Linked DNA regions of Mus musculus: regions 2 and 3 are each linked to region 1. A link is a loop called in an ENCODE intact Hi-C map of the cell type or tissue named here. Cell type or tissue: heart. All regions are shown on one strand.

Region 1 (8,000 bases):
ACTAGGATAGAAATTGTTACCAGGATAGTGGGGTATTGCTGTGACAGACCTGACCATGTTGCTTAGGAAGGATTGTGGAAAGACTCTGGAACTTTAGGTGAGATGAGCCATTGAGTATTCAAATCTTGGTGAGTTGTTCTGTGGAAGCTTGAAAGTGAAGAATACTGAGATCTGTACAGATGATGGAGGCCTGGTTTGTGAAGTTTCAGAGGGATATCTGAGAGTCCCTTCATGATTCTATAGGGGCTGTTTGCTATTTTGAGTTGAGAATCTGTGGTTCTGGGCAGCAATAGCTGAAGAACCAGCTGTGACTAACAAGAGACCAGAACTACTGAAAGTAAAACCTTTGCTTGCTTTGCTGGGACAATTGATGCTGGTTAGCTGGAGCTGCTGAGAAGTTAATGGTGATTAAGAAGGGACTGGCATCATCGAGGCAAAAACTTTTGGGAAGTGTTTTCTCAGAGTCAGCACATGCAGCCCATGTTCAGAGGTGGCCAAGGTTGTATCTAGTGCTGGCAACCAAGGTGGTCATATGTAAGTGTCTAGTTATGGTTTTACTGCTGTGAACAGACACCATGACCAAGGCAAGTCTTATAAAAAACAATATTTACTTGGGGCTGGCTTACAGGTTCAGAGGTTCAGCCCATTATCATCAAGGTGGGAGCATGGCAGCACCCAGGCAGGCATGGCACAGGAGGAGCTGAGAGTTCTGTATTCATCCAAAGGCTGCTAGTGGAAGACTGACTTCCAGGCAATTAGGATGAGGATCTTATGCCACACCCACAGTGACATACCTACTCCAACAAGGCCACACCTCCAAATGGTGCCACTCCCTGGTCCAAGAATATACAAACCATCACAGTAAGATTCTCCCGCATGGTACTAGTTTTGAAGGCACAAAGGGGCCACAGAGAGGAATTGAGACTTGACTCTGTGAAAGCCAAGGCAACACTATTGGTGAAAATGCAGCCCAGTTGCAGCAGAAGACCCCAGCATTTTAGAGATGTTAGTATCATATAGGATGATACTAACCAAGAACACCAATGCTATGTAGCTGAAGCCTAGGAGACAAGCTCTGTGTGCTGTAGAGGGTGAAGCCAGAGAAGTGGCTCAGGCCCCTTGGAAGTGCTAAGAATTTGAGTGAATTCTAGATATTGGGCATTGTGTGAACTCTTTGTTGTTGGAGGTTGGTTTGATCTGATTGTGACTCTTCCCTCTTGAAATAAGGATCTAACTCATTTCTTATTTTATAGAAGCCCACAGTTGAGAGACTGTTGATTTTATTTTTTTTAAGATTTATTTATTTATTATATGTAAGTACACTGTAGCTGTCTTCAGATGCACCAGAAGAGGTCATCAGATCTCATTACAGATGGTTTGTGAGCCACCATGTGGATGCTGGGATTTGAACTTTGGACCTTCGGAAGAGCAGTCGGGTGCTCTTACCCACTGAGCCATCTCACCAGCCCAGAGACTGTTGATTTTAAAAGAGACATTGGATTTTAAAAGAGATTAGGGACTGAATTTTAAAAATTAGTTTTAGATTTATTTTTATTATTTTATTGTATGAGTGTTTTGCCTGCATGAATGTCTGTGCACTACATATGTGCCTATGTCTGAGGAGGTGGTAAGCCTCCATGAGAGTCCTGGGAACGAACGGAACATGGGTCTTTTGCAATGAGTGCTTTTTTGTTTTTATTTTTTTCTTTTTATCGAAAATAGATTTTGAGGGCTGGAGAGATGGCTCAGTGGTTTAGAGCACCGACTGCTCTTCCAGAGGCCCTGAGTTCAATTCCCAGCAACCAAATGGTGGCTCACAACCATCTGTAATGGGATCCGATGCCCTCTTCTGGTGTGTGTCTGAAGACAGCTACAGTGTACTCATATACATAAAATAAGCAAATAAAAAATTCTAAAAAAAAAAAAAGAAAATAGATTTTCAAACAAAATAAAATATAATAAGATAAAACAAAAACCATCACATTGGAGTTGGACAAGGCAAATCAAGGGAAGGAAAGGAACTCCAAGAAAAGGCACAAAAGACCGGGAAGTGGTGGTGCACGCCTTTAATCCCAGCACTCCGGAGGCAGAGGCAGGTGGATTTCTGAGTTCAAGGCCAGCCTGGTCTAGAGTGAATTCCAGGACAGCCAGGGCTATACAGAGAAACCCTGTCTCGAAAAATAAAAGACAAAAAACAAAAAACAAACAAACAAAAAAAAGTAAAGGCACAAGAACCAGAAACCCACTTTTTCATACACTTAGGAGTCTCATAAAAATACCAAGCTGAAAGCTATAATACACACACAGGCCCTGCTGCAGACCCGTATGTGTTCCGTGCTCGCTGTTCCAGCCTCTCTGAGCTCCTATGAACTTTCTTCAGTTGATTGACAGGGACTTTCTCCTCTGAGCTCTGGTCTGTCTCCCATCATCCAGCATCCCCTCTTTGAGTTCTTTCTTTAGCTAAGTCTTCCTTCTTTTAATTTTTCTTAAAGAGGATATAAAAAAATTATAATCATTTTTAGACATAGTTATCAGTATGCTGATACTCCTAGCAAAATTACATGGGGTCCAAATGTCCTCTTCTAAATTTTTTTCTATTTTTTTATTATGGAAAATATTTTATTTTCTAATTTCTAACTCTCTCCTTTCTCTGGAGACTTTATTTTACCACATTCAAACTTAATATCTTTTCTCCCCTCTCTTTCCTTCTCTCTCTGGTCTCTTTCAGACCCCGTGACTGGGATCGGAAGTTCCCCCTTCTCTTTCTCCTCTGAGCAGTTATTGGCTGAATCAGCTCTTTAGAAACCGTTTTAGGGTTTTACTGCTGTGAACAGACACCATGACCAAGGCAACTCTTATAAGAACAACATTTAATTGGGGTTGCCTTACAGGTTCAGAGGTTCAGTCCATTATCATCAAGGCAGGAACATGGCAGCATCCAGGCAGGCGTGGTGCAGGAGAAACTGAGAGTTCTACATCTTCATCTGAAGTCTGCTAGCTGAATACTGGCTTCTAGGTAGCTAGGGTGAGGGTCCTAGGCCCACTCCCACAGTGACACACCTACTCTAACAGGGCCACACCTTCTAATAGTACCACTCCCTGGGCCAAGCATATACAAATCACCACAGAAACCAATTCCAGGTGATGGGAAACAATCTTTATACATCACTGAGACAGGAGATATTCCAATAATCATGACAATGACAATGACCATTGTGGATGGTGCCATCCCTGGACTGGTGGCCCCAGTTTCTATGAGAAAGCAGGCTGCACAAGCCATGAAAAACAAGCCAGTAAGCAGTACCTCTCCATTGTCTTAGCATCAGATCCTGCCTCCAGGTTCCTGCCTTGTTTGAGTTCCTGTCCTGACTTCCTTTGGTGAGGAGCAGTGTTGTAGATTATAAGCCAAATAAACCCTTTCCTCTCCATGTGGCTTTGGTCATATCATCACAGCAATATGAACCCTCACTAAGACACAATGAATTTATTATTTTATATGTATAGTCATTCACATCCACAGATGTTTGTGTACCACTTGTGTACCTGATGCCCACAGAGGCCAGAAGAGGACTCGGATCCCCTGAAATTGGAGTGACCAATAGTTGAGAGCCACCATGTGGGTGCTGGGAACCAAGCCTGGTTCCTATGCAAAAGTCTCCAGTGCTCTTAACAGCTGAAAAGAAAATCTCTCCAGACCCTTGGGAAGTGTTTTATAGATAAACTACATGGAAGTCTTCCTAAACAGCCAACAACTCTTCAATATCTATTTGACCCAAGAACAAAGCAATAAACCAATACGAAGTTTAATCTCATGAGTAGGGCTTTTCACATGAAGTCTGATGGTTCATATGGATAACCCCAGCATTTGGGAGGCAGAGGCAGAGGCAGAGGCAGAGGCAGAGGCAGAGGCAGAGGCAGAGGCAGAGGCAGAGGCAGAGGCAGAGGCAGAGGCAGAGGCAGAGGCAGAGGCAGAGGCAGAGGCAGAGGCAGAGGCAGAGGCAGAGGCAGAACTGCTGTGAATTTGAGGCCAAAAAGGGCCACATAGAGAGTTTTAAGCCAGCCTAGGCTACAGAATGAGGTCCTGTCTTAAAAATCAAAAATAAAGGCCTACAGAGATTCCTCAATCATTAAGAATTCTTGTTGCTCTTCCAGAGGACCAGAATTTAGTTCTAGCACCCATGCCATTCAGCATATGACCCTCTGCAACTCCAGATCCAGGCCTTTTCAGATCTCAGTAGGTTCCTGTTCACATTTAACATACACATATATGTACATAAATAAGTCTTAATAGAGTTGGCCTTGCCTAATTTCAGACTTTTCTATAGGAGGGATAGGTAGGCTGAAGGCCATCCTACAGATGATCTTTTTCAGGGGCAATAAAAATATTTGCCCCTATTGTTGATGCCTTGGGGCGGGGGAGGGGAGGAAACCAAGGTGCTTCAGGATCCAGGGCAGGGCTGTTTGCTGGAAGTCTATTTTCTTCTGGGGAAAAACACAGCAAAGAAAACCTAATCAACATGTAGTAAAATTTGGCGGTTAAAGAATCTGATGCAAGGTCTTGCATGCAAGGTTTAAGGTTCCAGGATGGTGCCCAGGAAGAAAATCCACCAGAGAACAGAAACAACAAGCCTTTATGAGTTGGGGAGTAGGGACATTATGGTGGTTTGCACTGAGCCGTCATAGGAATGGACACAGTATGGAGCCAAATCTCCCTCCCGTGGAACACTAGGAGACTGCATAGAAGTGGACATTGCTGACTAGTCACTCATACTGAATTCACAGGATGAAAGGCATCTTCCAACCTTTGGAAATCCCCGCTGGACCACACAACTCTTCCCAGCGCCAGGTCATGTCCTGGGGACCTACGATTAAACCTTTTCAGATAGGGAAACTGAGGCAGGAGAGAAGCACTTGTCCAACAATGGGCGACTTTTCTAAGGGCGCGCGTGGGCGTACTCCTTGTGTGTGTGTGTTGCTAAGCGCAGACAAGAAGGTCACACTGCGGTTAAAGCTGGAGCACCAGGATATGAGGGTAATGTGGGTTCGCACTCCAGGCACACAGTATGGGTCTCAGAAGCTTGGCAAACAGAACTGGGAAAATGAGAGGAGGGCTGAAAAAAAAAGAGAAAAAAAAGCCTAGAAAACGTCAAGGCAACTGCGCACGCGCTGCACCCGTCACCGCGCGGCCTGACAGGAGGGGCAGCCCAGCTCGGGCATATCTCAAGGTTCGGATCCAATCTGTGGCGCATTTGTGCCTCTCCACTGACCGCCCACCGCAAGTTCTCCTGGGACTTGTAGTCTGTCGCCATCAGGGCCCCGGAGCACTTGCGTAACACCTCATCCTACCGCGCAGCCTGCTGGGACTTGTAGTCTCAATTTTGCGTGCCCGGGGTACGGGGCGGGCTGCGGGACTCCTAGTCCCACAGAGCTTCGCGCTCGCCACGACGCCCTGCTCAGAGCCGCTGCCTCCACCTCACGGGCTGGGAGGCCTGGGCGTTCCGGGAGACCGAATTGCGGTGTGAGCCGCCGTGGGGACTGCGAAGCGGGCCCGGAGTCCGAGATGGAGCCGCCCGGAGGTGGGCGCTGCCAGCGGGCCTCGCCTGAATGTTGGGGAGGCCGGGCACGCCCTGAGGGCGGGTCGGGGGCCCTGGGCGCGGGACCGGAGGTCGCGGGTGGAGGGACGCCACGGAACGGGTCCCCCTGGCCACTGTTGACCGAGCGGCCTGCGGTTTCTCGCAGGTGCTTGAGGCGAGCGGGCGGAGCGGCTGCGACGGACTGGTCACGTCAGCGGGGACATGGCTCACCTCCGGGGCTTCGCGCACCAGGTGAGTGTGGGCGTCGGCGTGCCCCGAGTCCGTGGTTCGCTGTGGAGCGGATTTGTCCACTTGAGGCGGGAGAGGGGCGGAGGCCGTCTGCCTCGGGGCGCGTCTTGGGGCCGTTGGAACTCTGGCCTGTGCCGAGCCAGCGCCTGCGGAAGACGTGAGCCCCAGGGAACGTCTGCGGGGCGAGCGCTTCTGCTCGGGAGCTGCTGGGGGCAGGTGCAGGAACCTGCCCTGGGCACAACCTGCTTGACCCAGGCTCGGAGCACCTTCCCAGAAGATGGACTCCACCTTCCTTGGCTAACGGGATGGAACCCCGACACGGGACCGCACAGGAGATGAGGGCTGCGTAGGGTCAGAGGGTTCGGTGGTTTGCTCTCTGGACCCCCTTTCTCGCCTTTATTTTATTTGTGGTGTTGTTATTTCAGAGCAATATGACAGACAGCTAGTGAAGTGGAATGAGCTGCCTTGGCGGCTGATTTTCCTCTGGCTTTAGCTGTGGGATTTGCGTTTTAAGGGCTTGGTTTAGATAGGCTTAGGCTTGACAGTTGCACAGTGAAGGAATCAGTTCCTGAGGACAGTGCAGCCGCTCACCCCACCCCACCCTGACCCCCCTTCTCCCTGCATCCTTGAGAACTGGTTGTGTAGACAGGAAGCATGTCCGTCCGCTGCTTGTGGGCAGGAATTGGAGGCAGGGCTCCTTGGAGGAAACCAAACCAGCCTGGAAGACTACTCACAGCTGTTGGGGAGGGCTTTTGGCCCAGCTGTCACAGATGGGATCCCGAGCTTGCTAACTGATGCTGAATTAAGCTAACACATTTTTAATACATTTTGACATTTCGCCTCTAATTATATAACATACTAAGAGAGAGAGAAAAAAAATCTGCCTCTAGTTTATTTTTAAGAGACTTAAGCTTAGCTTATGAAGGTCCCAGGATGACAAATTGGAGCTATGAATTGCGAAGGAGTACAGTAATGATGGCTAGGGGACCTTTCTCAAAGAGAAAACACCCTTTTTGTCTTTTTAGGGGCCTGTGTCCAGCCTAGACATACTTGGCTTCTGAAAGTGACACAAAACCTTTGTAGGGCTGCTTTCTCCCAAGATGGCTGCCATAGAGTCCTATGAAATTGCTCCTTTTGTGTGATAAGGCTTGTACTTTCCCCCTGTAGCCTGTGCTTCTGCCTTAGATTACCTTTTACCCGGCCTGTTCCTGCCCATCTCTGGAAGGACCAGATGGTTCTGGGCAAGCACTGTGTGACTGTGTGTGGTAGATGAGGGAGGATGTGTGCTGAGTTGTTCCTCTTGTTTTGGAGAGGTGATACACAGCAGGCATGTTGGCAGAAAGGCCAGAGGCTGTAAGTATAATATCCCTAGGATGGAATGGAGAGCGAATGGGTCTCAGTTGTTCAGAGTAAGTTAGATGGCTTGAGTGATGGTTCATAACACATTCTGTCCAGAAGAGAAATCTGAGCCACCCAGATCAGCATGCTAGCTGTCTGTGATTGGCTGGGTTTGGGACTAGGGCTGCTTCAAAGGTGTAAATACAGAGACCATGCCAGAAAGGCTCCTATCATACTGTTTCTTAGGCTGACTGGTTCACAGCTATAGGTACCCAAAAAACGTAGACTTTGAAGACTAGGGTTCCCACCTTCCTTGCACAAAGTCTAGAACTCTGGCTTTGGGATCTGTTATTTTCTTTTCCTCTGAGGCAGTGTGAGTGAATACCTGGCCTGAAGTATCCTTCTTCGGCTACTGTAGTGGACAAGTTCTGATTCTAGGTTCCCCCAGAAGAGAGCAATTAAGAATTCTCAGTATGGCTGAGCAGTGTGGGAGGATGTGGTGTCTGAGCCTGAGTAGTAGGAAAAGGGCTACTGAGAACTGGAAGGATAGTGGTCCTGGGTCATGTAGTTAGCCGATGGCTTGACTTCTCTCTAACAGGCTTTCTTAGGCTACAAGCACTGGACTGAACCAGTGATAAGACTGTATTGCCTTGAGTCCTCAACTAGACCTTCTGGAGATCTTTGAGATGGTTTTCAAGGTGTCTCAAAACTACACATGGTGGAGCTGTAGCATCTGAGGAGACAGTAGAGGCCAAGTGGTTAGAGAAAGAAGGGTTTGAAAAAGTGTTTTGGGGCCTGCTGGAGCAGAAACAGGCAGAAAAACAAAACAGAACAATAACA
Region 2 (8,000 bases), 160 kb after region 1:
AAAAAAAAAAAATCATGAAACAAAACTACCATGCTGACAGGGCTGAATATACAAAAACACACAATACTTGAATTAAACAAAAAACAAAAAAACATACACACAACAGTAGCCATGCTTGCTGGTTTACATCTTTGATCCTAGCACTTGGGAGCTCTGTTGAGTTTGAGGCCAGCCTAGTGTACATAGTGAATTCCAGGACAGTCAAAGCCACTTTATAAAGAAACCAGATCTAAAAAAGAAAGCCTGGGGCTGGAAACATGGCTCAACGGTTAAGCTCACAACCATCTACAATGTGATCTGATACCCTCTTCTGGAATGCAGGTGGCAGGTTTACATGCAGATAGTGCACTCATAGACATACAATAAATAAATCTTAAAAAAAAAAGCCCAACAGTAAAAGAGGCTAAGAGGAATATAAGCCTTCTATCTCTATCTGATAGATTGTCATAAGATCATTAGGAGAGATGTTCCAAACTGGGCTAGAGCAAAAAAAAAAAAAAACTTTAGAATATAATGATTTATTTGGTAAGGTGCTACAAAAGATAGATAGCAAGTCAAAAGTTTCTTTCTAGCTGGCTGTTGTGGGGCACCATTGTAATCTTAACACTCAAAAGACAGGAGGATTGCAAACTGGAGGCCACTTGGACTACACAGGGAGACCATGTCTCAAAACTGAAAGTTTCTTTCTGAATTGTGATTGTGTGTACTGTCTGTGTCTGATACTTAGAAGAGTAAGCTCCTGATTTCATGTATGCTAGATAAGTGTACTACATATGAGTTGAATGCCAGTATTCAAAGTTTTTCCTATCCCATTTAGGAATGGAAATAGGGGGAAATAGTAAGAATAAAATAAAAAGCAAACCGGGTGTGGTAACACAGCACTGGAGGCTGAGGTACAAGGATTACAAATGTGAGCCAACTTGGATTATTATGAGTTCTGGACTAGTATAGGCAACAAAGAAACCATGTCTCAAAACACTAAAATGCACAGGAACACATTTTAGGTTTTTTGTCTTGTTTGGTTTTAAGAGTCTTTATAATAAAAACTCAACTTAAACTGGCTACCTTATTTCAGTCTCTCAAATGCTGAGATTACAGGGATACAACACTATACTTGGCTATGAACAGATACAGAATTAAAAAAAAACAAGCCCTAAAATTATCAAGTCATTTTGTTTCTCCCAAATTGGTATAATTAATTCGATTCTAAACTGGAATCCCTATGGTATGTCTCCTTTCTTTAGGTATTGTATAAAATAATGGGAAGATAAACACTTGAGAGTAAAAATGTGGAGACTTGCCTTCACTACTATTATGTCATTTATTTCTAGCCACCATGTACAGGAAATGTCATGGGTATCTTTCTACATCTCTGTATCTCCTTAGCTTACTGACCCAAGTCCACAGCCATTTTGAGGTCCTAGGTCAGTTCAGACGAAAGAAGAGTAGTTTCCAATATCAGTTTCCTTTCTTTCAATAAGTACTGAGGGTTGGAGAGATGGCTGAGCTGTTAAGAGCACTGACTGTTCTTCCAGAGATTCTTGAGTTCAATTCCCAGCAACCACATGGTGGCTCACAACCATCTGTAATGGGATCCGATGCCCTCTTCTGGTGTGTATGAAAACAGTGTACTCATATAAATAAAATAATAAATAAATAAATAATAAGCATCCTGATGCACAACACAAGCACAGATTGGAGAATACATACAATGATTCTTCAATACAGAGATTGCTAGGCTATGAATGTTACCCTATACCCAAACATAACTTGTATTCTAGTCTCAATGATTTTCTAACAATGTATTAAACATAACAAAAAGGGGTTTTAGTTTTTGTTGTTTGGGGGGTGGGGCGGGACATGTAATAAGGAACCAGAAATCTTGCATTCAGGGCAAGCACTTGACCAAGTGAACTAACTACACATCCCTAGTAATGTCAAATGTTAACTGAAAGATGAATACTGAATTTCTAAAGCACTTGGTTTTTAGTGAGAAAACCTTGTCCATTAACATACTGCTAGGTACAGATCGAAGATCAGTTAGATCCCCCATATCAAAGATATATAGTCAAACTAGAATTTTATTCTTTCACATTGCATATTTCAGATGTCAGAAGTTATTAAGTTCCTTACACTTGACCCACGGCTTCTTTATATCAGAGAGTAACACTATCACCCAATTATGAGTCAAAAGATGACTAGGTGAACAAGACCCATTTTTGCAAGTGGCATTTATAATAATGGAATACTCAAAGGACCCATCATTCATGTACACAAATTTTTACATTTGTATACATTACCCCTAATCCCCAAAGACTCCTCAGTGTAGGATCCTGAAGAGCTTTTATCCAAAGAGCCTAGACTCTCTTGCCATTTAGATTTCTTAGATTTGAAGACTGTACAAGCACATTATGCAAGACAACACTCTTAATGGAGCTTGGAGCAGCAAGCCACAAACAAAGGGAGCTTAATTACATTCACGATTGATAATAGAGGGAGGCCCCACCTCCTTTCCCTAGGCTACCCAGCAAACCCAGAAGGAGAAGCTCTTGTTCTTTACTGACCTCTGGTGCTCTGTAAAGGGGGGGGGGGGGGGGACACTAGGTGGAAAAATGATAAAAAAGGATCAGGACAACTTTTAAAACTAAAAAAATCATCCCCAAAATTAGATATAGCAGCACACACTGACAGTTTGAATGCTGGGTATTGCAAAGAATTCCTGAATGGCAACTACCAGAAAAGCCATTGAAAATAAGGAGTCTCAAATTAGAAGCATCATGAAGAAACAGCCTTTATGACCTCTTCAAAACTCCTGTTTTTCCTTATGTTAACAAGACGGATTTTAAAAATGTATCTAAGATACTAAAACAATTTTCACTACTAAGGAAAAAAAAAAAAAAACAAAAAACCTAAGTTTTTTTTCTAGACAGGGTTTCTCTGTATAGCCCTGGCTGTCCTGGAACTCACTTTGTAGACCAGTCTGGCCTCGAACTCAGAAATCCATCTGCCTCTGCCTCCCAAGTGCTGGGATTAAAGGCGTGCGCCACCACGCCCGGTTGAAAACCTAAAACTTAAATCCCTTGATAGACAGTAGGGACCCCAATATTTGACGCCAGAGAAACACTTAAACCGTCTAAAGGATATCGAATCCAGTGAGAGTCCTAACTAATAACAAGCAGCGAACAGGAACTACACAACAGATAAACATTAGACAGAGAATGTTCGAGATTAACTGCGCTCCAGACACGAGGAGTAAACTGGGTTAAAACCAGCCATAGAGACCACAACGGTCTGAACTAGAAGTTCTATGTGTTGAAAGTCTGGAAACGTAGTACAGGACAAGGCAAGGCGCCACTAACAAATGAGGCCGGAAGATACAAAAGGGCCAGGCGTGGTCTGGGCCTGCGGTCCGCTTCAGAGTTAGACTTCATGGCTTCTCAGTCAAAGGCCTCCACTCCATGCTCCCTTTCCCGTGTCACTTACAGGGCTGCAGCCCTTTGTCTAGCGTCGCACTACCTCGGGGAAGGCCACAGCAGACAAACCACTCCATAACGCTCCTGTCACTGCCTTAAATTGGGGAACTTCATTAACATCCCAGGGTGACTAGTCCTTTTCATCCCTAGGACGAAATGGCACCGTTACGTGGGAAGATGGCCCCGCAAGTGCTTCGTAGATGTGAACCTAACGCCCGACTCTCCACCACATAGTATTTGGACTGTGCGCCATAACTTCACTGGGCCCAGCCACGCCCGCCCCAATGCCCTGGACCTGGCCAGCAGGATCACCCAGATGGGGGCCGCCCGTCCAGTTGTCCTCGAAGGGACGACGCCAGCCAGGCATCCATCGCTGGAGCCCCGGACTAAGGGTGCGGCCGCCCCTCCCCCACGCGCTCACTTCCGTACCCGTTATCACCGCCTAGGCGGCCCGGGCGAGGGCAGAACTCTAGCCCTTTCTCAGGACAGCCAGCTCAACTCGAGCCCGCGCGACAGTGGGTACACATTGCCACACACTTACCCGCTCACACGCCGGAGAACGCTCGTCAGGCGAGAGCACGGACCTGCCCCGCCCAGTAGAGCGCGCGCGAACAGATGGCGTCATCGCGCCGTCCCGCCCCTTGCCAACTCCTTCCTGGGCCCCGAGTAGTCCCCTCCTCCGCGGTTGCATGCAGAGCGCAAGCGTGGACGCGATCCTGCCGTCCGCCTCTGCGCAGGCGCTGTGCCCCTCCCACGGCGGTTGGCCATATAGAGGCTGGGGGCGGGGGGAGGTCAAGCGTAGCCTCTTCTCCTTTACCAAGATGGCGTCTTGTTCCTGTTTCGCCACAGTTCCTACCTTATGAGCTTGGATTCCTCACGCTAATAAAAGAGGAGCAGGTAACGAGATTCTCCGCTTTATGGGAAACTAGAGTTGTGGGAAGGATATTTACTAAGGAGGAATAAGGTGTCCATTGAGAGCGAGAGACGACCGGGGGCGGGCAGGTGGCAGCGTGAGTGCGGAGCAGTGAAGGGGAGGGAGCCCTTTGCCTCTATCCTTTCCTCCTGGAAGATGGCGGCAGCACCGAGCTAGGAACACCGAGCCGGGATAGGCGGGCGCTTGTGACTTGCCGGCGGGCATCTCTAGCCGCCTCTGCGGCCGTCTCTATGGCGGGCTGTCGTCCCGGGATTGGCTACGTGCTGGTCACGTGGGTCTCCCCCCCCCCATGCACACCATAGAGTGGTGCCTGTCCCTGGGGACGTGGCCTTCCTGTGTGGTCGTGAGCCCATGCCCCGCGGGGGAGGGCGGAGCCGGCACGGCCCCCTACCCTCTTTCAGACTGGGGCGGGCGGAGAGATCTGCGGCATGCCCTGCTCTCTGCGACCGGCTTGAAGCTGGCTGGGAAGGTGCAGTACTGGGCTGCGGCCTGGCTCGGGTTGTCCTTCCCTTCAATCGCAGGAGGTCCCCTGGCTGGTCAGCGATCGTAAACTCCTACCTTAGGCCTTTCACCAAGGCCTTTCTATAGGAAAACACCCTAGAGTACCTCCCCAGAGAAGAAACAGCAATCGCGCAACCCTAGTGGGTGATATGCACAGTGTCGGTATTCCGAACTGTTCTGACACATGCCTTGTTGTGAGGGAGTGGTTTTTTTGTGCGTTATTACTTTGAGTAAAGTATCCCAGTGCTCGAGGCTACACTGCATATCCTGTCTGAATTAGAAGATTGGAGGGTCGACTGGGCATGTGTTTGCATACGATATAACTGAACCAAAGGAGACTGTCTTGGGTTTTATTATCTTTACAGACAAGGATAAAGCATGGGGAAAATTGGAGGGTTATAATCTTCACTTACAACTTGGCTCGCCCTTCAGCTTTGGGTTTTGCTAGTCACCTTAAGCTCTCAAACAATGACTTCACATATTTGTTGGTGTCCATTTAAAGAGCCACTTTCTTAGTAACTTTCTGAAGCCCAGTTAAACCAGTCACAAAATTTTGTTTGAAGCTAGTAGTAGCTACAAGCTAAATTTCTATTATGGAATCGGGTGTGAATAGGAAAACACTGGGTGAAACCTATTGCTTAAGCTTACGTTTTGAAGATTTAAAGTACCCATAGGCTAAATTTGTTAATTATGTTAGCTATGGGGATACTTAAAAGCAGTCATTTAATGTAGCTCTAAAAGGGGCTTTGGGCTTTTGTTTTGTTTTTAAGTGAATTACTACTTATGGATTCAAAACAACTCTTAACCTATTATGACATCTTTAAACTTAGAGATAATGGAGCATATCTTTTCCAGTCTCAGAAATAGTATTTTTGAAAACCAGTTAAGTAATTTCCAATGGCACCCAAGCTTTGTTGGTAGCGTTGGTTAGAGGCCTGCACTGCTTAGACACTTACTTCATCTTGAGAATACCCGAAAGAGGCAGACAGGTCAGAATAGACAGGGACACACACAAGCAGATCCTTATTTTTTTCCTCTCTCTCTTGTGGGCAGGCCCACTTCTCAGTGGCCAAATAGGCTTTCAAGTACATTTCTTTTAGTTTTATTTTGACCTTCTAAATGTCTAATATCAGCCTAATAACCTCATTTCTTTAACATTAAAGAGCCGAGTGCCACACATGTTAGGGATTCTGGGGGTGCAGAGATAGAAAAACATCATTTTTCCCTTTTTTCTAGCTCTTTATGATTTCCTGTAGAAGATAACACTTGCGAAAGAAAGCTTATTTTGCAGGCTAATTTGTACCATAATGAGAGTATATAAAAGAAATAGAAAATAGACTATGATTACTTACTGCAAAGCCCATAGTGGAAATATGTAAAAGAGATAGGAAGTAGACTATGATTACTTGTTGAAAATCCTTCATAAAGAATGTGATTGTAAATCAGTAATCCAGCGCTTTGTATTGTGGAGTAATCAGCACTGTGTATTGAAAGATCAGGAGGTCAGTGTCAGCTCTTCTACATAGTGAGTTCAAGGTCTGCTTGACCTACAGGATACCCTGTCTCCCCGCTCCTCCCCCAAAAATATAATGGTCCTGAAACTGGAGTTTAAAGAATGATTACAGAGTATTTCCAGGTAGAGTTGGCAGGAAGGAGTGTTGTAAACAGAAAGAGTAGGGAAGGGAAGGTATAATATTATAGCCAATGGCATACAGCAAAAGGTTGAGAATTGGACAAACATATGGTTAACTTCTTGAATGGTAGAGGGCTTAGCTGAGATTGTATGAAGATGTCTTAATGGTGTATATTCAGTACCTTCTCAGTCTGACAGGTTGGACAGGATTATGACCATTGAGATGACCTATGATACTTTGTAAGATAGATTCTTCATTGCCAATATATGTATTTAGACAAATCTCACATAAAATAAAAAGCAACCTTTGAAAAGAAACAGCTACACACCAGAAATGGTAGAAGGTATGTGTCTATAATTCCAACACTTGGGAGGCTAATCAGGTAGATGTAGAGATTCAAGGCCAGCCTGGGCTACAGAGTATAACTATGCCTCCTAATACTTAACTTGATTCTAGAAGCTCTGTTAGCTCTGATGAACAGAAAGAGATGCAACACTCTTGATGAGTCGTGGCCACACTTAGTTCTTGTCCCAGGTTCTTTGAGACAGCGAAGGTGCTATGGCACTGGCATGGTCTGGTCTCTGTTGGCTTGGTTCCTATATCTCTCTCTTTCTTCATGGCTCTTGTGCTTTTTAGTGATAGCCTGTTGCATGATTCATAATAGACTGCAGTTGGATCTCCTTTCTGTGGCTCACACTGATCAGCTTACAGATAGCAAATTTAGCAAATGTTTGGAACCATTTCTATTGTATTGAGAAACTCCAAGTGGGCTGACAAACAGTGATTATCGGCCTTCTAAATCTCTGTCTTTTGGTGTCACTGATCTATGGGTGCCTTTGCTGACTTAGGTCATCTCCACATAGTCATTCCACCCAGGGTACATTTGTATAAATGTATGTGTAAGCACAGGATAAAAAGCTGTAATTCCAGCACTTGGGCAGTTGGAGCAGGAGGATCAAAGGTTCAAGCTTTGTTACTCTCAGCTACATGTTGAGTTTTGATAAGATGGTCTTTAAAAAAAGTTATAAATAATGCTTTGGCAAACAAAACAATCTCATATTTAAGCATAGGTAGAGGCAAAATGGTTATTCTTTACATGTTATGTAATTACTTAATTGAGAAATTAGTCAAAGCTGTTGGTAACAAGATTTTAAGTAAATATCTACAAATTTAGATTTATGTTTTGTACTTTTTTTCTTTTTTCTTTTTTTTTTTTTTTTTTTGAGACAGTGTCTCTGTGTACCCTTGGCTGTCTTGGAAATCTCAGTGTAAACTAGGTTGGCCTGCTTCTATTTCCTGAGTGCTGGGACTAAAGTCATGTGCCACTATACCCAGCTTTAGATTTCTTATATGTACCAGTAATTAAGTAGAAAATAAAATACGAATAAGACATGGTGAGACACTTCTGTAATCTTAGTGCTCAAGAGTCACTGACACACACACCAAGAAAATCACTCT
Region 3 (8,000 bases), 290 kb after region 1:
CAATAGGGCTCTCTGGCTGGCATGGGGTGTTTACTCTCCTCATCTATCACACATCGCAGTAACGTTACTAGCCAGGAAACAAAGCCCAGGACTATACTATTCTAACTTCCAAGTCTTCTAGTGTTGCCTAATATTTCAGTGGCACAGATCTCAGCCCTTCCGTGACTGTCAAATGGTGACAGAACCCATTTGCTTTATCCGCCCACATCACCTCCAGACATCAGCTCTGAAGTTCTAAACTAATTGTGGTAGGTACTTTTGTGGTAATCTTCTTTTGCCTTAAAATTTGGTTACCATAGTTACCAATCATTTTTCCTGGCACACAGTGCATAATGCTATTTTAAAAAGTAGCTATGGTTTTTGAAATTTATTTTTATAAAGGTAACGCATAATTATGGATACCTGATAAATCCATACAGATCTGGAAAATGTAACAGGCAGAGTTTCCTTTCAAGCCTGTTGTTAAAAAAGATCCTCAGCAATGCTAATGTGTTTTCTTTTTAAGCAGGTAAAACTAAATACTCGTTCTAAAATTAAATACCATATTTTAAGATGCATAATACAGGAACCTAACAATTCAGCTGAAACAATTTTCTGTGTTCATATGTTTTCTCTATTCTTTTCCATGGAAATTAATTTTCTTAGCAAATATATAAGCACGGGCCATTACTAAGGAGGGTATAAAACCATAGGAAGCTGTTCAGTTCCAAATGGAGTGACTACTCTACATCTGTGCTTGTGACAGGGGGATTCTCAGGCCTGTATAAATGTTGAGGTAGATGTGGGCATGGTGGCACACACCCTTAATCCTTCATTCAGGAGGCAGAGGCAGGCAGATCTCTGAGTTCAAGGCCTGCCTGGTCTATATAATGGCTTCAAGACTAACTGGGGCTACAAAGTGAGACCCTGTCTCAAAGAAGAAACATTGAGGTTGGATTAGAAATGACTCCTTGTCACTGTGGCAGGACACAGAAGCAGAGGACTACATCACGCTCTCTTCAAATTTTGCTGAGGAAAGGGTTAGAAAGTCATTTTCTGTCTCCGTTCTAGGTGACACATTAGTGTCAATATCATCAGTAGTGGAACTGTCCCTTTAGCAGAAATGGACCCACTGTACTCATAAACATAATTCAGTCATTTGCTAAGGCAACACACAGAGAACAGGCTGCCCTCTGCCAGCATAACCACTTGCCCAATCTATGGAGGCCCTTTGAGGAACACAACCACTGTCGTGAGGAGACATTATGTGCAAAGAAGCAGCAGTCTTCAACAACACACTTGCCCCATTGGGTGAGTTCAAGGTTAACTAAACCTAGTACCTTCTGGGTCTTCTGCACCCCGATCTACTCCATCCTTCAGGCTCTGCTCGCTGAGGTTTGCCACGATGCCGCCGCCACCATGCTTCTTCCCTTCCTCATCACCTGATTCTTCAGATTCAACCCGCCTGTCAACTGAACCCACACATCACATGGTGACAATTCACATCTACTTCATGTGACAATGTGAGGAACACAGAGGAGATTAACAACAGGTGTAAGTCAGCAAGACTCTTTTTCTAAAGCTGAATTCAGTTTATGAACATTTGAATGTCTTCTACATCCAATAGTATTTAAGATACAGAGACAGTAACTGGGAGGCCACATGGAGACAATTAACATGCCATCCTTCCCCTCTGAGAACTTGTAAAGAGTTGACAAGTGTCAACTGAAATCTGGATCATCTACAATGGGAAACACTAATGACACCAGATACAGAAGTACCTTCCAAGAGGCTCTCACATCTGATGTGATGACCCTTCTCACATCTCACTGTGACCCTTCTGCCACATACCTTCATTGATGTCTCACTATCCATTTGGCCAAGATAAATGGTTAAATTTTCAGGCCCACATTCCAAAAGAAATCAAGACTAGCTAAGATGAGACTGTGGGCAGAGTGAATGAAAACAAGAATGTCTCAAAAAATGGCAGAAGCCCCAGGTAAACTGCTGGTGTTAAATAACCACAGGATAGAGTTAATCATGCAAAGTTTTTTGGAGTAAATAAAACAGATTTTGAGTTATGAACAAAGCAACAATGAAACATGGCTCTGGCAAATGATCTTCCTTTCTAAACCTCAATATTCCCCTCTGTAGACCAGAGTTAGTAGAGTACCTTCTCCTGTCAGGACCAAATAAGAAAGGACACAAGAGTAGCTCATGTGTATGACACGGAGAAGAATGTATGAGTTACCAAGAGGCACTTTACAGTCTGTGATCTAGAGTTAGGAAAACTAGGTTCTGTGTTACAGTCTCTGTATCTCCCCCTGTGCCTCTATCCTCAGGGCAGTAGAGAGGTTCCAGAGCCTGCGACACTGTGCAAGAATGTGACTACAAGGCTCTAGGTAGAATAGGCTAGCAAAAGGCAATGAAATCTATCAAGACGAGGAAGGTTTGAGTTAAGGCATTAGCAGTGATAGAGAAGGTGGCAAAACATGCTCAGCCTGGTCTACACAGGCCAGCCACGGAAATGGCAAGAACCTGTCTTAAAAGACAAAAGAAAGGCATTACAACGACAAATCCAACCCAACCCAAACCAAGCCACACAAAAACGCCACAAAAAAAAAAAAAAAAAAAAAAAAAAAAAAAAAAACTCCAAAAAGACATAGGCCATAGAAACCTAAGTGTCAGCTGGTAATGACATGTGTGGGGGTGGACGAGAGAAACAGCTTGGCTTGTGTATTTGCCCTTTAGTGAGGAAGGAGGGGAGAGGTGTATTGGAGGAGGAAAGAGGGGGCTAGGAAGAAACATTTCCTCCTTAAGAAAGATTCAAAGGTTAGAAACAAAAGACCTCTAGCACGACTCCTTCAAGTCTCTCTAAGAGCGTTCCTTGTTGGCTCTTCTCAACCCCCATTGCATGACTGCTAATTTAGGTCACCTTTCCATACTCCTTTGCTTCTGACTGGTTTTCCTTTCTCCAGAATGATACTGGTCCTCCCCACTGGACCCCAGTCTGGATGACATCTAGTGAGTTTTCAGGGCCCATCTCAGGGCAGCCCCACTGCTCTCAAACTCACTGGTCTTTTCTTCCACATCTCTGCCCCTTGCTCTGCAACCTTCTTCCCTAGTACTCCTCCCAGAAAAGTGAGTGACCTTCCAAAAGTGAATAATCCTCACCAAAATAGTGGAGTCTTTCAAAGACATTTAAGATTTGCCTAATGCTACAATGGGTAGGGTTAAGTACATGTACATATGTACAAGTCTGTTCGTATACACTAACACACATATATGCACGCATGTAATGACCATGTATCTACACAACTGTATACAAAAGCATGCACACGTGTAACATATATGTATGTTACATATGTATATGACATAATCCAACACAAGGAAAAAAAGGAAGAAAGTTGAATATAGACTAGACTGCATGCCTAGAAAACAAGACAACGCCTTGTAAACTCAATTTCCGGAGCTCCTTTTTATCCATCTCTCTGCCACAACCCATTCGCTTCAAAGCAGACTTTTCCATTCATGCCGCGTGAACAAACTGGACTTCGTAGATTCCCCACGCCTGAAGCCTCAGTTTCCCAGTGAGCTGACGGAGGACGGTTCCCTGCCCCCTCGCCTGTCAACTTCGGAGCTTTAAGACTAGGTTCCTATAGCCACGGCTTCCTTGCCAATCTCCCTGGGCGGGCTCGCGCCACGTTTTTCCCCAGGGTCTTGTCTTTCTGGCCGCTACCGCCCTCGGGACGGGACTCCCGGGCTCCGAGCCTCCCTGGCTGTCCAGCCATATTGGCAGCTGTCAGAGCTCTGTGGCTGTGGCCGGAGGCTGGAGGCCGAATTCCGATCCCGCAAGAGGCCGTGACCGCCCAGCCCGAAGCTCGCCGCTCCCCGGTCACCCACAGGGGCCGCTCACCCTCCATCATCTCCTGCGACTGTTGCTGCCCCGCGCCGCGCTCTGCCGCCATATTGGCTGCTCTTTCCCTTTCCGGAATCTGTCGCCTTAGGCCATGGGCCAATCAGGATTCCAGGTCCAATAGGCCAGCCAATGGAACAAAGTATAGAAGCGCGAGCTGACAATGCTTGCGCGGGCGCAGTGTTTCATGGGGATTGTAGTTCCCACAGGCTCCGGCTCCACCTGGGTTAGGGGTTTGATGAATGAGTAGAGTCTAGGCGAGCACGAAGAAAGCAGACATCCCGGAAAGTCTTTAGGCAGCATGGGAGACACTTCAAGCTTGCGGATTCGCTCAAGTCACTATGCCAACTTCGGAGGCGTAGAGGTACTGCGGACAGGAGAGTTCTACAGGCCACAGGTGAAGCCGACTAGACTTGCACCCCCGACTTCGGGAGCCTCACTTCACGGTGAGCCGGTAGGCGAGGGAAACCAGTTTATTCTGCGCCTGCGTGCTGATACACTGGTGCCACAGGCCACCTTTAGGGGATGCTTGGAGAAGGCGGGAGGGGCCGCGGTCCGGTCCTGGGGCTCACGTTTGCGGCCTCCAGCCCACGGCGAGCCACTGTGTCGTCCGCTTCTCACTGTCCTCGCCTTGGAAAGGTGGCCGTCGTAAGAAGGGCTGCACGTCGCTCACCGTCCTCGGTTCTCCCGTAAGAGTAAACTGCAGTCACTTGGAGTGGGGCGTGGAGGGGGGGGAAAGGCGCGAAGAAATCGGGTCTTTTGGCTCCTCCGAGGCTCTGTAGTGGGTGTCCGGTGCGTCCCTAGCAACTGTTTGCGCGCGCTCAGCTGCTTGCTTTCACTGAGGTCCGCCCATCAGGGTGTCTGGTTGGTTCTTGGTCCCTTGTTATGCTGCCTAAGTCGTTCTGCGATTGGTCGGTGGGCCAGAAGCGCGCGGATCTTCACGTTGTGAATCCGACTGAGACTTGCGCCAGCCTGGGGTGAGACACCAGCCTTCGAAAAACCTCCGGGTGGCGGCGAGTGTTAGTTACGCATTGTCGTGGAGTGGCTCTGGCCCTTTCCTCGCGCGCCCGCACTCCCTCCGCCCAGCCCCGGCCCCAGAGTGGTGGCGGGTTCTGGCCGTTTGACCCGCGCTCAAGAGCCGCCAGCGCCCGAAAGCCTCTGATTGAACTGGAAGCTTTGCTTTAAGGTTAGACTAGCGGGCCAGTGAGCTCTGGGGAGTCACTTATCTTCACCCCCTAATTTCGGGATTACAGTTATGTGTAGCCACGTCTGGCTTTTTATGTGGTTAAAGATTTAAACGCAAGTCCTCATGCTTGCATAGAAAAAAACTTTTAACAAAGGGAGCCGCCCAGTTCCTGTAATTACTTTTAAGATAAAAATTTGTAGCATTAACAATTTAGTTTGAAGAATGGTATTTTTTATATAAATTAAGATCTCATATCAATATATTCTGAGGTCATACAAGGTCTAAAAAAACAGTAAGGTTTTGTGACTTTGGCAGTGTATTTAGAAGCCATAATTACATGTCCTAACTTTGTCAATAGGTTGGTTTTAAAAGTAGAAAAACCACGGTATGATCGTATCATTGTTTGCTGTAACAGTAATTAGTGCATTTAGATACCTAGAGAAGATGCCTGTACATCTTTCACATTAAAACACTCTACTTGAAAACTGCTATCTAACACCTACTCATCTTTATTTTGTTTGAGTCTGGTGGTGTCACATATAGCCTTGAACACTGTCGCTACTCATCTCTTATTTCATAATGAGTTGTTGCTTTTTAGGATCACATACTGAGTGCATGTGCCTGTGTATGTAATATGCAGAATAGTGAAGGCAAATAGTCATACTTTATCAGTCAGTGGTGGAAGGTTTGCCCAATAGGTGACTAGCTCTGGGTTTAATACCCACCTTCACACAAAAATACCAATTGTCAGGCTGATGGTGTCTTCCTCTCTTCCCAGCACTTCCAACGACTCTGGAGACCTTGCCTCAAAAACAAAACAAAACAAAAAACAAAACAAACCCCAAAAGGAAACAAAGCCCTACAGTTTGGGCCCAGCATTATGGCTCAGTGGGTAAAGGCACTTGCTGCCAAGGTCTGACAATTTTGGACCCACATGGGTAGAAAGAGAGAAGTGACTCCTGAAAGTTGTTTTCTGTCATCCATGGTTGTGCTTTCTCTCTTTCTCTTTCTCTCTCTCTCTCACACACACACTCCCACAATGTAATAAAAATGCATGAAAAAGTCATGCATTATAATGAAAATAAAATGAGGTTGTAAGATGGCTCAGCAGTTAAAAGCTGTTGCAGTTTTATAGAAGACCTGGGTTCTGTTCCTAGCACCTACATGGTGGTGTCTGTAACTTCCGTTTCAGGGCATCTGGTGGCCTCTTCTGAGTTCTTCAGGCTCCTGCATGCACACAGTGCCCATACATACACAGGCACATGCATGTGCTTACACACACACATACACATATTAAAACAAACACATTTAAACCCATTAACTAACTTAGGAAGTAAGAGACTGTGTCATTTTGCCTCTTAAGTTTAGTGCTCTACCAGACTCCAGGGAATTGTCTGCCTGAAGTATGGGTCTTCAGTCTTGTTGGACTCTTATCCTGTATATTGTATTTTTTAAGCAGTGTATTTAGATTTTATATATATATATATTAATTTAATATATATATATATATATATATATATATATATATATATATATATAAAAGGAATCTTGCTGCAGATAACCTTTTGTATTTTGAAGGTTTTTACTCTATACTGCTAGGATTGGTTCTTGTACACAATTCCTTTGTTCTTACTGATGATTGTATCAGAGCTTTCTTCTTGATGAGTATTTAAATTGTTTTTTCTTTTGGACTGTTTTCCCTCTTTCCTTCCTTCTCTCTTCTTCTTGCCTCCCTGGCTTTCTACCTGTCTAGTTTCCTAGCCTTTACTGTTTTGAACCGTGCTGGCCTGGAATGATCCTTGTGCATCTTAGTATTTATGTGTGTGGATTTCTGTAGACTGGTCCCTGCAGTGTAGCCTCTCTGGAAGGTGGCTTTTCTTTTCAGTTGGTTTGAAGAGAGTGTATTTAATAACTTTGAACCTGTATTTCACGTTCTTTGCTTCTGAGATTACTAGAACATAATGGTTTTATAGAGTTGGGGTCACAGTGGCTCTTCTAGAGTCCCTGACTGTTTTGGGGTTGTAGGATAGCTCACCTCTGATTTAAGTTCATGTCGCTTTTACCTTTTGGAAGTTCTCCTCCTTCACATGTCTCGGAGCTATACAGAATGACATTCCTGGTGAGCACTGGTTGTTACAAAGCACATGGATTGCCCAGACCGTGGTCCTAGCTGTGGCTTTTTCTTATTTGCAGGACCAAAATACACTTACTTATATTTGAATTTTGTGGTTATTCTGTGCGTCTACGGTTTGTGTGAGTGTGTCTGTCTGTATGTCTGTGTGTACACTGTTGTAAGTAGGTGCACAAAGGGATGTCAGAGAAAACTTTCTGGAGTTGGCTTCCCTTTCTATCTTTACATAGTTTCCGGGGGATTAAGCTTAGGTTATCAGGCTTCCATGGCAAGCACATCTACCTGCTGAACCATCTTGCTGGCCCTGGCAGTTTCTTTTCATTTCTGTTTTTAAATTCACCCAGAAATAATCTTTGTATATAGGAGAACATAGGATGCAATTTCCTCCAAATTATTTAGCTATTTAAAACTACAGATCATAGATAATAAGCATTTAGTCTTGCTTTGAATCTGCTCATCCCCCCCCCTTTCTTCCCCCCGAGACAGGGTTTCTCTGTGTAACCTTGGCTGTCCTGGAACTCACTCTGTAGACTAGGCTGGCCTCAAACTCAGAAATCTGCCTGCCTCTTCCTACCAAGTGCTGGGATTAAAGGTGTGAGCCACCACTGCCCGGCTAACTTGGCTCTTGAAATTCTGCAGGAGTGCTGCGGGGTGTGAGTTACTGTTATCTTCATGTACAAGACATTGAAGGCCATGTTATTCAGTCAGTGCTGGGGGACCTTATGGATTTCCCATGTATGTCAGGTTTATATTTCTTGGTCTGCTTCTGAAATTGTCTGTGTCCTGTT

What was found. Hi-C counts contacts between places; a loop is a spot of excess contacts. Peaks named below come from ENCODE experiments on the same cell type or tissue, not always from the same donor. Only the 100,000 strongest peaks of a DNase experiment are listed, where the experiment ranks them.
Region 2: a loop joins it to region 1, with 7 times the contacts of the local background. A loop is called at or near these places in 4 of 42 quality-filtered maps.
Region 3: a loop joins it to region 1, with 13 times the contacts of the local background. A loop is called at or near these places in 4 of 42 quality-filtered maps.

Annotation. Positions count from the first base shown.
Region 1 is chr1:93,633,123-93,641,122 of GRCm38, reverse strand. Stk25 (serine/threonine kinase 25 (yeast)) reads left to right here and starts at 5,396. Exons shown (of 12, transcript NM_021537.3): 1 at 5,396-5,576; 2 at 5,740-5,825. The coding sequence starts at 5,796. In heart, a CTCF peak has its summit at 4,709; DNase peaks (open chromatin) are centred at 5,322 and 6,502; H3K4me3 peaks cover 2,980 bases; H3K27ac peaks cover 2,471 bases.
Region 2 is chr1:93,475,083-93,483,082 of GRCm38, reverse strand. Septin2 (septin 2) reads right to left here and starts at 4,090. Exons shown (of 13, transcript NM_010891.2): 1 at 4,015-4,090. It also overlaps a transcript of Hdlbp not described here. In heart, a CTCF peak has its summit at 4,547; DNase peaks (open chromatin) are centred at 4,082 and 4,652; H3K4me3 peaks cover 3,825 bases; H3K27ac peaks cover 3,081 bases.
Region 3 is chr1:93,339,607-93,347,606 of GRCm38, reverse strand. It overlaps Pask (PAS domain containing serine/threonine kinase), which reads left to right and starts at 4,819. Exons shown (of 18, transcript NM_080850.2): 1 at 4,819-5,081. Ppp1r7 (protein phosphatase 1, regulatory subunit 7) reads right to left here and starts at 3,979. Exons shown (of 10, transcript NM_023200.3): 1 at 3,896-3,979; 2 at 1,320-1,451. The coding sequence starts at 3,947. Mir6902 (microRNA 6902) reads right to left here and starts at 1,515; the gene lies at 1,452-1,515. In heart, a CTCF peak has its summit at 3,880; DNase peaks (open chromatin) are centred at 4,006 and 4,746; H3K4me3 peaks cover 3,303 bases; H3K27ac peaks cover 1,816 bases.